Linked DNA regions of Homo sapiens: region 2 is linked to region 1. Evidence: chromatin loops called from intact Hi-C (ENCODE). Cell type or tissue: heart right ventricle. All regions are shown on one strand. Links, peaks and the distances in the headings refer to the core of each region. The heading gives the core; the rest is flanking DNA.

Region 1 (7,191 bases), core at 1,219-6,218:
AACCTCCACCTTTTGGGTTCAAGCAATTCTTGTGCCTCTGCCTCCCAAGTAGCTGGGATTACAGGTGCATACCACCATGCCTGGTTAATGTTCATAATTTTAGTAGAGACTTGGGTTTCACTATGTTGGCCAGGCTGGTCTTGAACTCTTGACCTTAGGTGATCCACCAGCCTCGGCCTCCCAAGGTGCTGGATTTAGAGGTGTGAGCCATGGCACCCAGCCCTCTTATTCATCTTTTTGATGGTTAGCACTGAATATGTGGTTGCTGAATGAATGAATGAATGCAGGCATGTGTGAATGAACAACAGAGGCTGGGTCTTGTATACTGTGGCTGGCTGTGGCCATCAGATCCAAGGATACAGAAGCTGAGACCCAGGCAGGCCAGCAACTTAAACACCACAACCCCCAACTGGGAGCCTCAGTTTTCTCATCTGTGAGATGCCGACAAAGACATCTGGACTTAGGTCACAGGATTCTTGTGGGGATAAAATGTGATCGATGATCTGAAGGTATTTTGAAGACTTCCTTCTGCATAACTGAGGGAGGTACTCCTGGAAGGTGCCTCCCTAAGGAAGATAGGAATATGGTGGAAGAGAAATACTTCCCTGAGGCCACATGGGAAAATGTGAAGGACAAAGGTTCCCTTCACAGCAGGAGTGTCCTGGAAGACCTGTCCCAGGCGCCATGAATGGCAGCCTATATCTGGTCCACACCTGCCTCTATGAACCCCTTCCTCAAACTCCAACAAAAGGGCAGAAGGGGGAAAGCAATCCTATGTCCTTTAACCTTTAATACTGTCCTGGGACTCTGGGCTCTGGTTTCTTCCGCTGGTCTCTGGAGTTGGTACTCCAGGAACTGAATTCATATCCATATGAAATATCTTGATCACTCAAGGGAATCTACAATGTTCACTTTCTCTGAAAATGGGCTAAATGAAATCAGTGGCCTGTAAAATTTCTTTTGGTTTTGAGACTCTTCAAATTATAGTTAAGAAGGGAACATCAGTTTTAAACTTCCTTTGTCTTCTAAAAAAATTTTAAAACCAGGTCACTACATATCAATGTACGATTATGGGGCACGTTCCATAATCTACAAGCAGATCATCTCCCACAGCAGATAAGCCAGGAAATACTGGGCAGATACCAGCAAATCAGGTATCTCTGGAGTGTCTGGGCTTGTTTGGGGCACACAGATCCCAGACCATGGACAACCACCAGTTTCAAGGAAGAAAGTAGAAACACTCAAAGATTAACAGAGGGAAATGGAAACAAATTGCATTCAACCTGGCCTCTGGCTTTCAAGTCATTTCTTCTTATATCTCTGCACAGAAACAATGAAGTCATTTCCACCCTTGAACTTGGGAATGAAGAGAGGCAAAAGTCACAGGCTGGGAACCGCAGCCTGAATTGGATGAACTTATCTTGTGGTTGACTTGTGCATGTATGAGTTTCACACCTGAGAACAGGATAGGAACTTTTGAAATGCAGCCCACGCCCTCTGGCCCTCGTGTGTACAGAGCCGCCTTCGTTGGGTGACTCAGGGTAATGACTGAGCAACAACTGTTGGCTTGAGTGGTGCCGGGGATGCCCTGGGAGGCTCTCCCTGCCATGCTGCCTGCCCTGCACCAACAGGCCCCTGCTCCATGGCTGCAGCCTCCAGCCTGTCTGGCCATCTACCGGCAGATGCTGCTCCCAGGGTCTGCCTCCCACAGCGCGCGCCTCTGATTCAGCCTTCCAAGCTCACAAAACAAAGTATGTGTAACGGAAGTGTTGTGTGGAACCCAGGAGCTGATGGTCTCATCTGGGCCCAGCTGCCTCTTTGCAGACTTTATGGCCTTCACCTGGGTTTGCAGGAGGCAGATAGTTTCTGGGTCTGGATAAGCAATGGGTCCTGGAACAAAAACTCTAGAGACCGGGGGCTATTCATGACAGGCTCCATTTCTTATTGAACATTCAGTTCACCATCAGGTCTTGTCTAGTCTACCCCCAGAGCATCCATTTCTCCATCACCTTGGCCACCACTACCATCCCCTGGCTCCTGGCTGGTACCTCCATGGTCCCACCTTTGGGACTTTGAGTATGCAATGTTTTTGAAAGACTCAGTCCCTACCCATTATGGGTAGAATTAGCTCCTTCTCCAGAATGTTTATTCTTCAGGCAGGCTTTCTGCAGCTACCTGGTCTGTGTCCTGGGCCCTTCCTAACTGTCCTCCCAGCTGATGGGTGACTTGGAGCTGGTCACCTGCCCCTCTGGGCCTCAGTCTCCTTGCCTGTAGCAATAGCACCTACCTCACACGTTGTGAGAGTTCAATGAGCTAAGACACAGCACTGGCCCAGCACTATGGAATAGTCCCTGTCACTGCCGTGGATAACGGGTAACGTTCCATCACCATTTCTTAAGTAAGCTCCAGATGGGCGGAGCCTTCCCTGTCTCATTCTTTGAGGGTGCCCAGGGGCCAGCATGGCCTGGCACATGGCTTTGATCAAATGGCAATCCCTGAGCTCCTCCGGCCAGTCCTGTGAGTCACAGGTAGACTCCCTCTCCATCTACACCTGTTCCCAGTGCTCCTGGCAGCTCTGTGCAATCTCATTTCCTGAAGAGATGCCCCCAGGCCACCCCCCTCCACTGTGACCCAAGGGGTGCAAGGCCTGACCAAGGCCAGAGTCCCTGCTGTCGCTGGAACAGAGACTCAAAGCAGGAGCTTTGCTCCCGCTTCATTCCCTGCCTCTCTGTGAGCTCCAGAGACTAGAGGGACAGGCCAGGGCCATCCTCATCCTGCTTGAAGCAGCCCTGCTGGGCCTGACGCCTGGGGAGGGGCTTTGATGGGGTCTGCATGGGAAGAAGGTAGAAGGGAGCTTCTGTCCTTAGGTCCCACAAATTGCTGCTGAGAGCTTCCCTCACCCCAAGAGGAGATAGCCAGTCCCAGCCCTGTCCTATCCTCTTCCGGCAAACTTTGTCCTTCAAGCCAAACCCTTCCTGGGAGAATTCTGCCCCCCTCTCTAAAACATAGGGTTACCTAGACCTCTGGGTCTGGCCCTGGGGAGGGTGGTGGGGATATTGGGGACCTCAGGATGGGGTCCCCAACTTACATGACTGGCTTCCAACCAGTGCCCCCACCTGAACCAGGCCTGGGCGCCCAGGGGAGACAGGGGCGAGGGTAGAAAGCAATCTCCAATGATTGACACCCTGGGCTTTGAGAGTTTCGGTGCCAATGCCAGGGTACCAGGCCCAGTGCCCTGGGCACAATATGCGTTTCTGGCAAGTGAGGACTCGGGACTCTGGCCCCAGAGGATAGTGAAGCAGTGGGGCCTGGCAGTTACCATCATCGTGGAGTGGCGACCAACTTGGCCTTCACCCAAGACCCCCACCATCACCCTCACCCTGGCTGCCCCAACAGGTACCCCTGGCCGCGAGCCAGGAAGGGAAGGTCCCATCCAGGGCGCCAGCCGTGAGCTCTTGGTTGGGCTCCGAGCTGCAGCCCCGGGTGAGGCGGCTTCGGGGCCGCAGAGCTCCGAGGCCGGGCCATGCCTGGGGGCCCGGCGCTGCGCTGGGCGGAGTGGGCGCCGCGCTCGGAACGCTCAGAGCGCAGGCGGGGCGCACGCACTTGGCCAGGGCCGGCGCGCCCTTCCCGGCACGCACGTGCGCGGGTGGGCGCCGCGAACCCTGCGCGGAGGGTGCGGCCCCCGCCCTGGGGTCCCAGGAGGCCCTGCCGCCGCCCGGTTCCCGCCCTCGCCAAGGCGCAGGTGCGCGGCCCTCCCGCCCGGGTCGCGGCCGCCCGCACTCACCGTGCCCTCGGACGGCAGGTAGCCGATGTCCTCGATGGCGCAGATGTTGATGATGTGGACGCTGCGGTCCTCGGCCGGGAGCGTCGAGTACTTCTCGTTGACCCTCATCGTGGCCGCCTGTGCGCTGGGACCGCCGGGCGGCGCGCCCTCCCCATCCACGGCCCCGGCGGCCTCTGCGGGCGGAGACCGCAGCGTTCGCGGCGCGCTCGCAGGGGGCCGGGCCTCCCCGCGCCCAGGCCCGCCGGGGACGTGGCCGCCTCCCGCTCCGCCCGCCGCCCTGGCCCGCCCGGCCCGCGCGCTCGATGCGGGGGGCGCCTGAGCCTCTCGGGGCCGATCGCGCCGCCACCCGGCTGCTGGTCCCGCGGGCCGGCCCGCGCCTGGTCAGGAACTTGGACGCCAGCCGGCCCGCCTTTGCCTTAAAGATATAAGCGCTCTCCGCCCGCCTATGGCAGGGGCGGTGGCCGCGCCGGTCAGATTTTCCGTAGAAATTTAAACACAGGAAGAAAAAGTATTCCATTCCTGCGGGCCCCTCCAAGTTTTATTTTTATCCAGGGAAAGTGCCCCTTTGGATTTTTGAGGGTTTTCATACCGGGTGTGAAAGGGGGGAACTTTCAATAGCCCCACCTGAAATAAAGTCCCCGAGTGGCAGGCGCTTCTGTGGCGCGTCACCTCCGCCTCCGGGGGGAGTGAAGCTTCTGAGATTGGAGTCTGGATCTCTGCCCCTTTCCCTCCACCCTGGCAAACTCCTGCTGTCACTCAGCACTCACCTCCTCCGGGGAGCTTGCCTGGTTCCTGCCGACCCGCCCCCTCCAGCTGCCCGCGCTCCTGGGGGAGTCTCTCCCGGGGCAGTCATCTCCCTGGAGCCCACTGATGTTACCGGTGCCCCCGAGTTTACGGAGTGCTTAGTGTTCTGTGCCCAGGTGCGTGCAGCGTCCCTGATGTAGGGCGTGAGTGTGTATCATCTCATTTAACCCCGCACCTGCAAGGTTGGAATGCGGGTCCTCATTTTGCAGAGGACACTCAGGCTTAGGAGGGCCAAGGACCAGTCCGCATCCTCTGAGGTGGGGCGGGGCTCCTGCAGAGCTTTCCCCACTGCTGGGCAAGGCTGTCCTGCTTTCTGGAGGGGCGGAGCGGGGGGGATGGTGGCTTTGATCTCTCTTACCCCCGGACCTAGCAGGGGTCTGGCACACTGCAGATCTTCAAGTCTTCTTCCCCTAAGGAGAATAAGGCAGGTCCCCAGGGGACGACCATACTCAGGTTAAGCCCCAGGGGCCATGCTGGCCACCACATCCAGTGGAAATAAAGTGTCCCTCTGCCTCTCACATCCTATGAGTTCTTCACGGTGTGCATCAGATAGCACCTCCTGCAGGAAGTCCTGCTGGATTCTCCCCTACTGTCCCCTTCCCACCCAAATATGCAGGCCTTCCTGTCTATCCAAAGAACCTGCCTGAACCCCAACTAGCACTTCATTTATTCCGTCTCATTTTACAGTGGGTTGTCTACCAGGTTCACACAGCCGATGCTCAATAATTGCTTGTTAAATGGCCACTGGGGAACATTCAAGGCCTACAGAAGTGATTAGAAAATTGTCTTTAAAGGCCACGATGTCGTCAGCGTGCCATGGTTCCAAGCATGGAACCTGGAGTCAGCTAGGATAGGGTTGGAGAGAAGGGGTGGGGTCTAGCTCCAGCTCTGGCACCTTCCAGCCTTGTGACCTTGTGCCAGCCTCCTTGGCCTCAGAGCCTCCTGGGCCTCAGAGCCTCTGCCTTCTCATGGGAGTTTTAAGCGTGCCTGAAGCTGCCAGGCTTAGCAATGGTGACTGTTGTCACTACTAATGTCATCTTGTCATGACCTACCCTTTCCTGGTGCCTCAGTGAGACTCTCCCATTTAGGCACAAGTCTGTGACTTCCTTGAACTTGGGGCGGTGCAGGAAGGCTATTTGGTTCTCAGGCTGGTGGTGCCAACGGGCACTGAGTGGCCCTAAAGGACCCTTTGTCTGCACCTTGGACAGCGAGAGAGGGTTTGGAGAAGTGCCCCAGGCTGGCCAAATCCATGCCAGGAACAGTGCTCCACAGCCTCTGCTCCTTAAAAGTTCAAGTGTCCAGGGCTGGGAGAATCCCACACGCATGTACAGAGGATTATGTAACTCCATCCACTTATCTTTGTTGGTAAACAACCAACATTGTGTAATACTAATGTACTGTCTTTTCAAATTTGTGTTCGAGTGCCAACAGACCTTCCAGAGCTCTATGAGGTGCAGTTTGCATGAAAAAAAAAAAAGAGTAAAAATATACTTGGCCAAATCTGGACACACTGGTGCTCCCAAAGGTTTGGGAAGTGACATTTCTGGCCTGAGAGGGCTCTGGGGCTTGGGGGCTGCCTGCTGGGGGGCCATCTCCTAGGCAAGGTGGCCCCACCTTCTCCCCAACAGCACCCCTTGCGGCTTTACTCAAGAAACAGTGCTTAACCTCTAGTTTCTGTGATTTATACTGTAGCCAGGCTCAGGGCATCTGCTTGCCTGTAAGACTCCACTTTCTTTGCTATTGCCACTATGTTTCTTTTTTTCTCTCCAGTATCCCCACATTCTGTTTCCTCTCGCCCCTTCCCCAAGTCTTCCCAGGTGGACAGTGTGGACATGCCACAGCAAGGGCAGAGGAAATGCAGCGTGGCCTCTGTGCAGCAAGGGCCAGAGAGGACCAGTTCTGCCTCCAGGCCTCTCGTGGCCTTCGCCGGGGGTTCGTGGGTCTAGGGATTTCAGGGACCGACACAAAGTAAAAACAATAGCCCCCCAAAATAGGAGCGGGAAAAGAATTCCTGTAGCTGGAGATATCTCCCAAGCCAGGACAAGTTTACAGGGTCCTTTTTGTTCCATAGATGGTTCTCTTCTCTGGTTCCCTGTCCCCGCCTGTGTCCTATGGGTCACTTTGCTGGGATTCTCTCTCCACTCCAGTCACTAACTGCTTATACGTGGGGGCTCTCCATAAACTGTTGCACCCAGTTTTCTTTTTGTCTCAGTGATTTTTATCACTAAAACCCCACAGGGACAGATTTTGTGGGCAGGATTAATTCCCTGCTCATGAATTAGTAAAACCCTTGTCTAATTCGTCTAGATGGTGCATTTCATTATGGGAAGCTCCGGGCCTCCCAGCTGGCCTGTTTGGCCACAGTGTTGCTCTTCAGTGTCATTTGATGGCATGTGCCAACAGATACAGGTACAGGTGTCTTTGCTGATTTTTTTTTTTTTTTAAATATGGAATGCTTCATGAATTTGCGTGTCATCTTTGCGCAGGGGCCATACTAATCTTCTCTGTATCATTCCAATTTTAGTATACGTGCTGCCGAAGCGAGCACTTTGCGGACATTTTAATAGTCACCGGGGATGCAAGCATCAGGTGACAAGGAGCGC
Region 2 (7,191 bases), core at 1,080-6,079, 110 kb after region 1:
TTCAAAGACAGTCTAGCCACACACGGCTCATACTGTACATTTTAGGCTGAGATAACGCCGGCATTTTCAACAGTAGCCTGTTGGTCAATGCCCTGGCATACTGGTTTCTCTGATTTCACCTTCACTTTTTTTTTTTTTTTTTTTTTTTGAGACGGAGTCTTGCTCTGTCATGAAGGCTAGAGTGCAGTAGCATGATCTTGGCTCACTACAACCTCTGCCTCCTGGGTTCAAGCGATTTCCGGCTAATTTTTGTATTATTTATTTATTTATTTTTTTAGTAGAGCCGGGGTTTCGCCATATTGGGCAGGCTGGTCTCAAACTTTTGACCTCAAGGGATCCACCCGCCTGGGCCTCTCAAAGTGCTGAGATTACAGGTGTGAGCCACCGCGCCCAGCCTCGCTTTCACTTTTCTTTGCAATGGGAGTCATTTCTGTCATCTCACAGACTGAAGCAGTCAGTGTCTGTTTTGTTCTCTGCAAAGTAGGTAAGGATGGGATAAGAGTCACCTTTCCGGCAGTCGTGAAGGTGAGAGTTACATAAACACACGGGGAGGACACCCCTACTGGGTGTCAAAGCTCATCCAGCATTAGCCACAGGCCTCCCCGGGCCTGGAGCTCTGAAAGTGAGGGTGAGCTTTGATTCTCTCACTTGGCCTCCTCCGACAGCCCCAGTCCATGGTCTGGGAAGGAAGACAGGGAGGCAGCCAGTGAGGAAAAGTCTGAGTATCTAAAAAACAAAAACAAAACAAACAAGAAGGAAGGGAGGAGGAGGAGGAGTAAAAAGAAAAAGAAAAAATGAAAAGTTTTTTTCTTAGAAACTTTTTAGAAGTTTCTCTTTTTTAAAGAAGAGAGCAAAAGCAAGTGGCCTCTATACAAATTCAACCTGTTAAAACACCAGCCATCATTCAGCTGCTCAGCAAACACACAGACCACGTGCCAGGCACAGTTCTAGGATACAGCAGAGAACAGAACACACAAAACTCTCTGTCCTAGCAGAGCTTCAAATCTAGAAAGCTCCATGAGGCAAATTGTGTGGAACATAGAATCACACGTGGTCTAGGCTGGAGAGGACCCAGAGACCATGGGGACCAACTCTCCCCTTTTACAGATGAGGAAACTGAGACTCAGAGGGAAGAAGTGAAACCCCAGGTCTCCAGCTAGTTGGTGCCCCCCCAGCACAGGGACTAGGAATTCTGTCCTGAACCTGTGTCACAGACTGACAGTTCTCCTCCCCACCCCCAATATTTATTCTTGGCCTTTTTCTCAGTAAGAGATTGCCTAGTTTTTACCTGACATGTGACAACCCAGAACAAAAACTGCATGTCCTGTTCTCTGCAGCCAGGTGTGGCCATGGACTAAGTTCAGGCCAGGGGGCAGCTTCCAAGAAGGGAGAGTGCCTCTCTTTGCCCTTTCTGTTTCCTGCTGGCTGGAACGCATATGTGATGACTTGAGCCCAAGCAGCCATCTTGGGCCACAAGGTGGATATCCGTGCTGAGCATGGGAGGGCGGCCTGAGAGAACACAGGGTGTCCGATGACTGCATGAGGCCCCTACCAGCCTTGGGATCCTGGAATGCCCACCTCTTGACTTGTTTTCTGTTAGAGAAATTAACTTCCACCCTTTTAAAGGTGGCATTTCTGCCTCTCACTGCAGAATCAATGGAGGCCTTCCCTGGGTCCCCACTCCCTGCGAGGCCACATTTGAACTCCTCCCTTATCATGACAGACATGAAAAAACAGCCCCAGAGAAGGGGAGTGACCTTCCCGAGGTCACAGAGTTCCCCTTATGTAAACATTTCGCTTCAGACCTGTGTGAAGTTGTTGCTAAAGCAAACAGCCCCTGCCTCCCGCGTGCTGGTCGGGACCACAGTTCACGAACCTTTCCTAACATGACATTCCCAGGAGGACTGATCGATGGGGCTGGTGGCACTTGGAAAGTGAACACCACGGTGCTGTCAGCTCAGCTCTGGGCTCCGGGGGCTGCTGTTCCCCGTGGGTCTGAGAAAACCCTTCCCTTGAGGCCAAGGCTGGGGCTGGGACCGAAGCACAGTGCCTGGGCTCTCTGCAGCCGTGCGCACTGTGGCCGCGGGGTTCTGCTCGGGCTTCTGATGTGGAGCCTCACCTCTTTGGGGTCTCCTCGGGAGAAAGAACTTCCCCCAGCCTTCCCTCCTTTGCCCTCCCCTTCCTCTCTTCCTGTTTGTCTGCATTTCCTGTTAGCAGGGATTCTCTCTGAAGCTCTGAGAACACGTCACCCTCACCCCTGCAATTGCATGGCAATTCCCCTCTCACACCGGGGAACCCCCTTTCTGATTGATGGGGAGGGACACAGTTCATCCTGGCCATGCTCCTGCATCCAGGTCTCTCTTTCGTTTTGTTTGTTTGTTTGTTTTTTGAGATGAGTCTCACTCTGTTGTCCAGGCTGGAGTGCAGTGGCATGATCTCAGCTCACTGCAACCTCTGCCCCCCAGGTTCAAGCGATTCTCCTGCCTCAGCCTCCTAAGTAGCTGGGACTACAGGTGCCCACCACCACGCCTGGCTAATTTTTGTATTTTTAGTAAAGACGGGGTTTCACCATATTGGCCAGGCTGTTCTCGAACTCCTGACCTTGTGATCCACCCGCCTCGGCCTCCCAAAGTGCTGGGATTACAGGTGTGAGCCACCGTGCCTGGCCGCATCCGGGTCTCTTGAGGCTCCCAGACTGCCTCTTTCTCTTTACCCTGCGACCCGGCAGCCGCATTTCACAACTTCTCTTGGCAGGAGAGATGCACTTTCCCAGGAGAGCTGGATGCTCAGGTTCCTAGTCTAAAGAGAGACGGGGGCAGTAGCCAGAGATAGAAGCCTCTTCCATCTCCAGCGTCAGACCGTGAACATCACCAGAGAAAGCACAGCCGCTTGACTCCAGTCCTTCCAGGAGTCTCATTCCCATTTTTCCAGAAGAGAGAGCTGAGTGCAGAGAGACTCCCCAGATTTGCCCCAGGTCAGTCCCAGCACCAGGATCCAGCCACACCTCAGACCAGATCATGTAGTTCTCCTACCACCCTTCTCAGCCTCTGCCCTAGGAGGAAGGCTACCCATGGCTCCGAAGGAGATTCCCTGGGGCTTTGGGGACAGCAGGAGAAGGGGCACGGCTTTCCACCGGCAGCTGTGCACCCCGGCCCCTATGAGGGACCCTCCCGTGGCCCTGCAGCCCTTGCAGTCCCGTGGCTGTCTAACATCCTGAAGGGGATCCCACTTCCATTCAGGCAGCAGCCACCAAGAAAGACCACGGCTGGCTTCATTTACACTAGAGTGTGACTGACTGCCACATATCTAACTGCTCCTCTCTGGAGAGGCTGGAGCTGTAATCCAGGCTCTGAGAACCTAGAGGTTAGTGACAAAGGAGTGAAGACTGGAGGGTGCAGCTTCCAACAGTGCAACAAAGGGTCCTGCCAGGGCTCCCTCAAGGGACAACCCTGTGCTGCCAGCACATACTGAAGGCTAGGTCCAAAGTCCGCGGGCTGTGTAGTTGGCATAAGAGTACCATTCCCTGCTGCTCCTGGACAGAAATCCTGTCCACGAAAGAGAGGTGGAGGCTGGCCTCTGAGCCCCCTCTGCCCTTGGAGGTCCAAGTGCTCATGCCCTCTAGGTGTGAGTGGCTCAGACCAGCTGGGAAGGGACCCTGCCTGAGGAATGACAGAGCGATGCCACCGCATCCCTGCATCTCAGCAGGGCCATCGGGGGCCACCGAGGAAGAAACGGGTCCTCGAACAATCTCAGTTCAGGGATCACAGAACTTTGGCAGCACGCCGGAGTCATTCGAGGGCTCCTTGGTAAACATTTTATTGCTTAATTCACATTCCTCCTCCCTCTGTCTTGACTCTCCGACACGTCGAGAACAAACCAAAAATAAAAATCCGTTCTTTTCCAGCGAATTTGCTCATTTTTGCAAATGCTCACCCTGTCTGCCTCTGCCTTTGGAACTTGCTTCCAAAGGAGGCCAGAGGGCCCCAGAGGCAGAGGGTCATCCCTGGGGGTCGTTCCTGCTTTGGCCCAAGGGGTCTCTGGGAAGGCAGCTCCCCACCCACCACCACCCCTGGCTCAGGCCTCTCTCAGGGAGGCACCAAGAATGGCCTCCTCCTCCTGCTTTGTACTACAGGAGAGGACGTTCCAGCCAGTGTTCCCGAGTTCCCACAGGGCCAGGGGAAGGTGGTCAGCTTCCTCACTTGCTCATCCATTCATTCATTCACTCGATAAACCTTGGGATGAAGGATGGGGCTGGTCGGATAGATATAGTGGACCCCAAAGTCTCCCTGCCCACCCCTGATGCCAGGAAGGCCCTCAGACACCCCACCTCCACTGAGCAGGAGTCCCTGTAAGACAAGATCAATGCGAGACACAGCAGGCCCAGCAGCCACTCCATGAGTGTTGCTGAAAATGGAATCTCTCATCCAACAGGGACCCAGGCCCAGAGAGGGGAGTGAACTACCCAAGGCCACACAGGTAGAACAGGGCAGGCCTCGGGCTAGGACTCTGAATTCTCAGCCCCTCTTTTCAATGTCTCCTTTCTCTGCACAGAAGACTCTGCAGAGGGACATCCAGGGTTACTCACAGCCCTCACCGGACCAGTTGTGTGGCCCTCGGGCAGGTGACTGGATTTCTCCAGGCCTCAGCTTTACTCTTGTGTAAACGGGGGCCGTGACAGCATTTAGCAGGTGCCAGGCCCTGTGCTCAGAGCCCTTGACATGTTTTCATTTATGCACTTTCCCTACTCCAGAGTCCTCTGGGGTGGATGGCATTATCAGCCCCGCTTACTGATGGGTAAACTAAGGCAGAGACAGGCCAGGCAACTGGCTCTGGGTGGCCCAGCTCATGAAGAAGAAGTCTGAGATGGAATGCGGGGGCCTGGCCCCAAAGCCTTGAGTCACCACCAGCATCGGACCAACCTCCTAGGACCTGATGAAGCTCAGGTGCATCATGGCTGAAGGCTACGCTCAGAGCCTGATGCTAGCTAACGTGCGATACCGGCGCTCAGAGCCTGATGCTAGCTAATGTGCGATACAGGCGCTCGGAGCCTGATGCTAGCTAACGTGCAATACAGGCGCTCGGAACCTGATGCTAGCTAACGTGTGATACGGGCGCTCGGAGCCTGATGCTAGCTAACGTGCGATACGGGCGCTCAGAGCCTGATGCTAGCTAACGTGCGATACAGACAGCGTGTGGTTCTCCAGGGAGCTGGTGGACTGTGCCCTCAGGGGACATTGGGCAATGTCTGGAGACATTTTTAGGTTGTCACAACAGAGGGTAGGGGTGCACTGGCCTCTACTGCGTGGAGGCCAGGGATGCTGTAAACATTTCCCAGTGCCCAGAACACCCCTAAGATGAAGAATTGTCCCCCTGCAGGGTCACCAGTACTGAGGCTGAGCAGCTCTAGGGTTTGTGATCATTGTTCTCAGGAGGGGTTGTTTGCCACCCTAGAAGGTGCTTGCATCAACTCACCCACTGTCAGGCCCTGCCCACCTTGGGGGCACCTCTCTTGCCCTCAATCAACTGGGCAGGGTGGGACACTGCTTAGAAGTCTGCTCTCTGGGTCCTCCCCATGCTCTCTGCAGGGTCCCAGGGGGCAGGCTGGGTGTTCTGCCTAGGCAGGGTTGACAGCAAGTGATGCTCTCCTTGTCCCCTGCCTCTCACCCCAACGCCCCAACCCCATCCTTACCTGCCAGCAGAGGGTCCAGCGCTGTCTCCTCCATCGCCAGCTCTTCCATCGCTCTTTCCTCCATCCCACTCGCCTCCCACATGCCGGCCTCGGGCTTCCCAGTGGCAGGTCCGAATGCCAGGGCCACCCCACCCGGCGACGCAGCACCTCCACTGCTGGAATCTCAGGTGAGGTGGCGTGGCGGGGGCTGGACCCAGGCTGCTCCCAAATTTTGCAAGTGGGATTTGCAAAATGAGTCAGCAGGGCAAGAAGGCTGAAAACCAGGTGGCAGGTGTGGGTTAATCATTACCCCGTAGACACTTCCCCTGGATGCCAATAGACCCCTGAGGGCAGGGCCTCCTCCAGCCACGCCCATGGTCATGGGTGTCCCATGATCATTTAGCTGTGGACAGCCAGGGTCAGTGCCCAAGGATCCTCTCTCCCTCCAGGGTATGGCTTCAGCTTTGAAAAGCCACGGTTGCAGGTGGCCCTGTTTCACAGCCTGCATTAACCCCCTGAGCAGCGACTTCCATTGCGGGGCCACCCTGAGTGCCTCCTTTGTTTCCCAAGCAGTGTCAGGTGCTTAACCTCCTTTTTTTTTGGATATTCTCACCAACCCTGCCCTGAGGAGCTGTATATCTCCATCTCATGAAGCAGCGTGGCAGGGCCTGGGGAGGGGCCTGGGGAGGGGCCTGGGGTAGGGCCCCGGGAGGGGCTGTGTGTAGCAGCAGAGCTGGTTAGGAGCGAGGAAGAAAACACGTCAGGGCAAGTTCTTTCTTTCCTTGGGGTCTCTGTTTCCTCAACGGATACACGGGGGTCACAGCTGCACATGCTTTGCAGGGCTGTCTTGAGGATTAAATGAGGTAACGAGAGTAGAATGCTGAGCATGGGGTCCCAGCACACAGTAGGTGCTCAAAAAATGTTGGCTGATTTTCATGTCATGGGGTTGTGTCCAGCAGGCCAGGAATCCTGGCCTGGTTTGCTTGCTGATGGTCAGCACGTGGCCGGTACTGGGTGAATTTCTGTTGGATGAATGATGATGCCCAAGGTCTGTGCAGGCCAGAGGCTTGCCCCGGGTGGGTCTCACGTCCAGTGATGTGCTCCTTTAAGAAGTCACACTGGGGGCTGGGCGCAGTGGCTCACACCTGTAATCCCAGCACTTTGAGAGGCCGACGCTGGGGGATCACCTGAGGTTTGAGACCAGCCTGACCAACATGGTGAAATCCCGTCTCTACCAAAAATGCAAAGTTGACCAGTTGTGGTAGTGCGTGCCTGTAATCCCAGCTACTGGGGAGGCTGAGGTAGGAATCACTTGAACCTGGGAGGTGGAGGTTGCAGTGAGTGGAGATGCTGCCACTGCACTCCAGCCTGGGTGAAAAGAGCGAAACTCCATCTCAAAAAAAAAAAAAAAAAGTCACACTGGGTCCCTGGTATTATTGGTCATCTGGGAAGGTACATTGCCCTTCTTTCGGGCGGTGGGTTTAAGGCAGCAGTAGCTAGGTGTGGCCAAGGGGCTGTGCCCT

Evidence for each region. Hi-C counts contacts between places; a loop is a spot of excess contacts. Peaks named below come from ENCODE experiments on the same cell type or tissue, not always from the same donor. Only the 100,000 strongest peaks of a DNase experiment are listed, where the experiment ranks them.
Region 2: it touches region 1 in a loop (2.1-fold over the local background); 6 of 110 quality-filtered maps call a loop at or near these places.

The regions. Positions count from the first base shown.
Region 1 is chr11:70,075,308-70,082,498 of GRCh38, reverse strand. It overlaps ANO1 (anoctamin 1), which reads right to left and starts at 4,182. Exons shown (of 26, transcript NM_018043.7): 1 at 3,785-4,182. The coding sequence starts at 3,892. It overlaps LINC02584 (long intergenic non-protein coding RNA 2584), which reads left to right and starts at 7,151. Exons shown (of 3, transcript NR_103835.1): 1 at 7,151-7,177. It also overlaps the pseudogene RNU6-1175P. In heart right ventricle, for the core only: a CTCF peak has its summit at 3,875; no DNase peak of the experiment used is centred there; H3K4me3 peaks cover 3,408 bases; H3K27ac peaks cover 4,136 bases; H3K27me3 peaks cover 3,742 bases.
Region 2 is chr11:69,965,144-69,972,334 of GRCh38, reverse strand. It overlaps a transcript of ANO1 not described here. Among named protein-coding and RNA genes, the nearest start is that of LINC02753, 97 kb to the left of the region's middle. RefSeq lists enhancers at 5,219-6,002, 6,787-7,191. In heart right ventricle, for the core only: no CTCF peak of the experiment used is centred there; a DNase peak (open chromatin) is centred at 3,771; H3K27ac peaks cover 1,555 bases; H3K27me3 peaks cover 1,813 bases.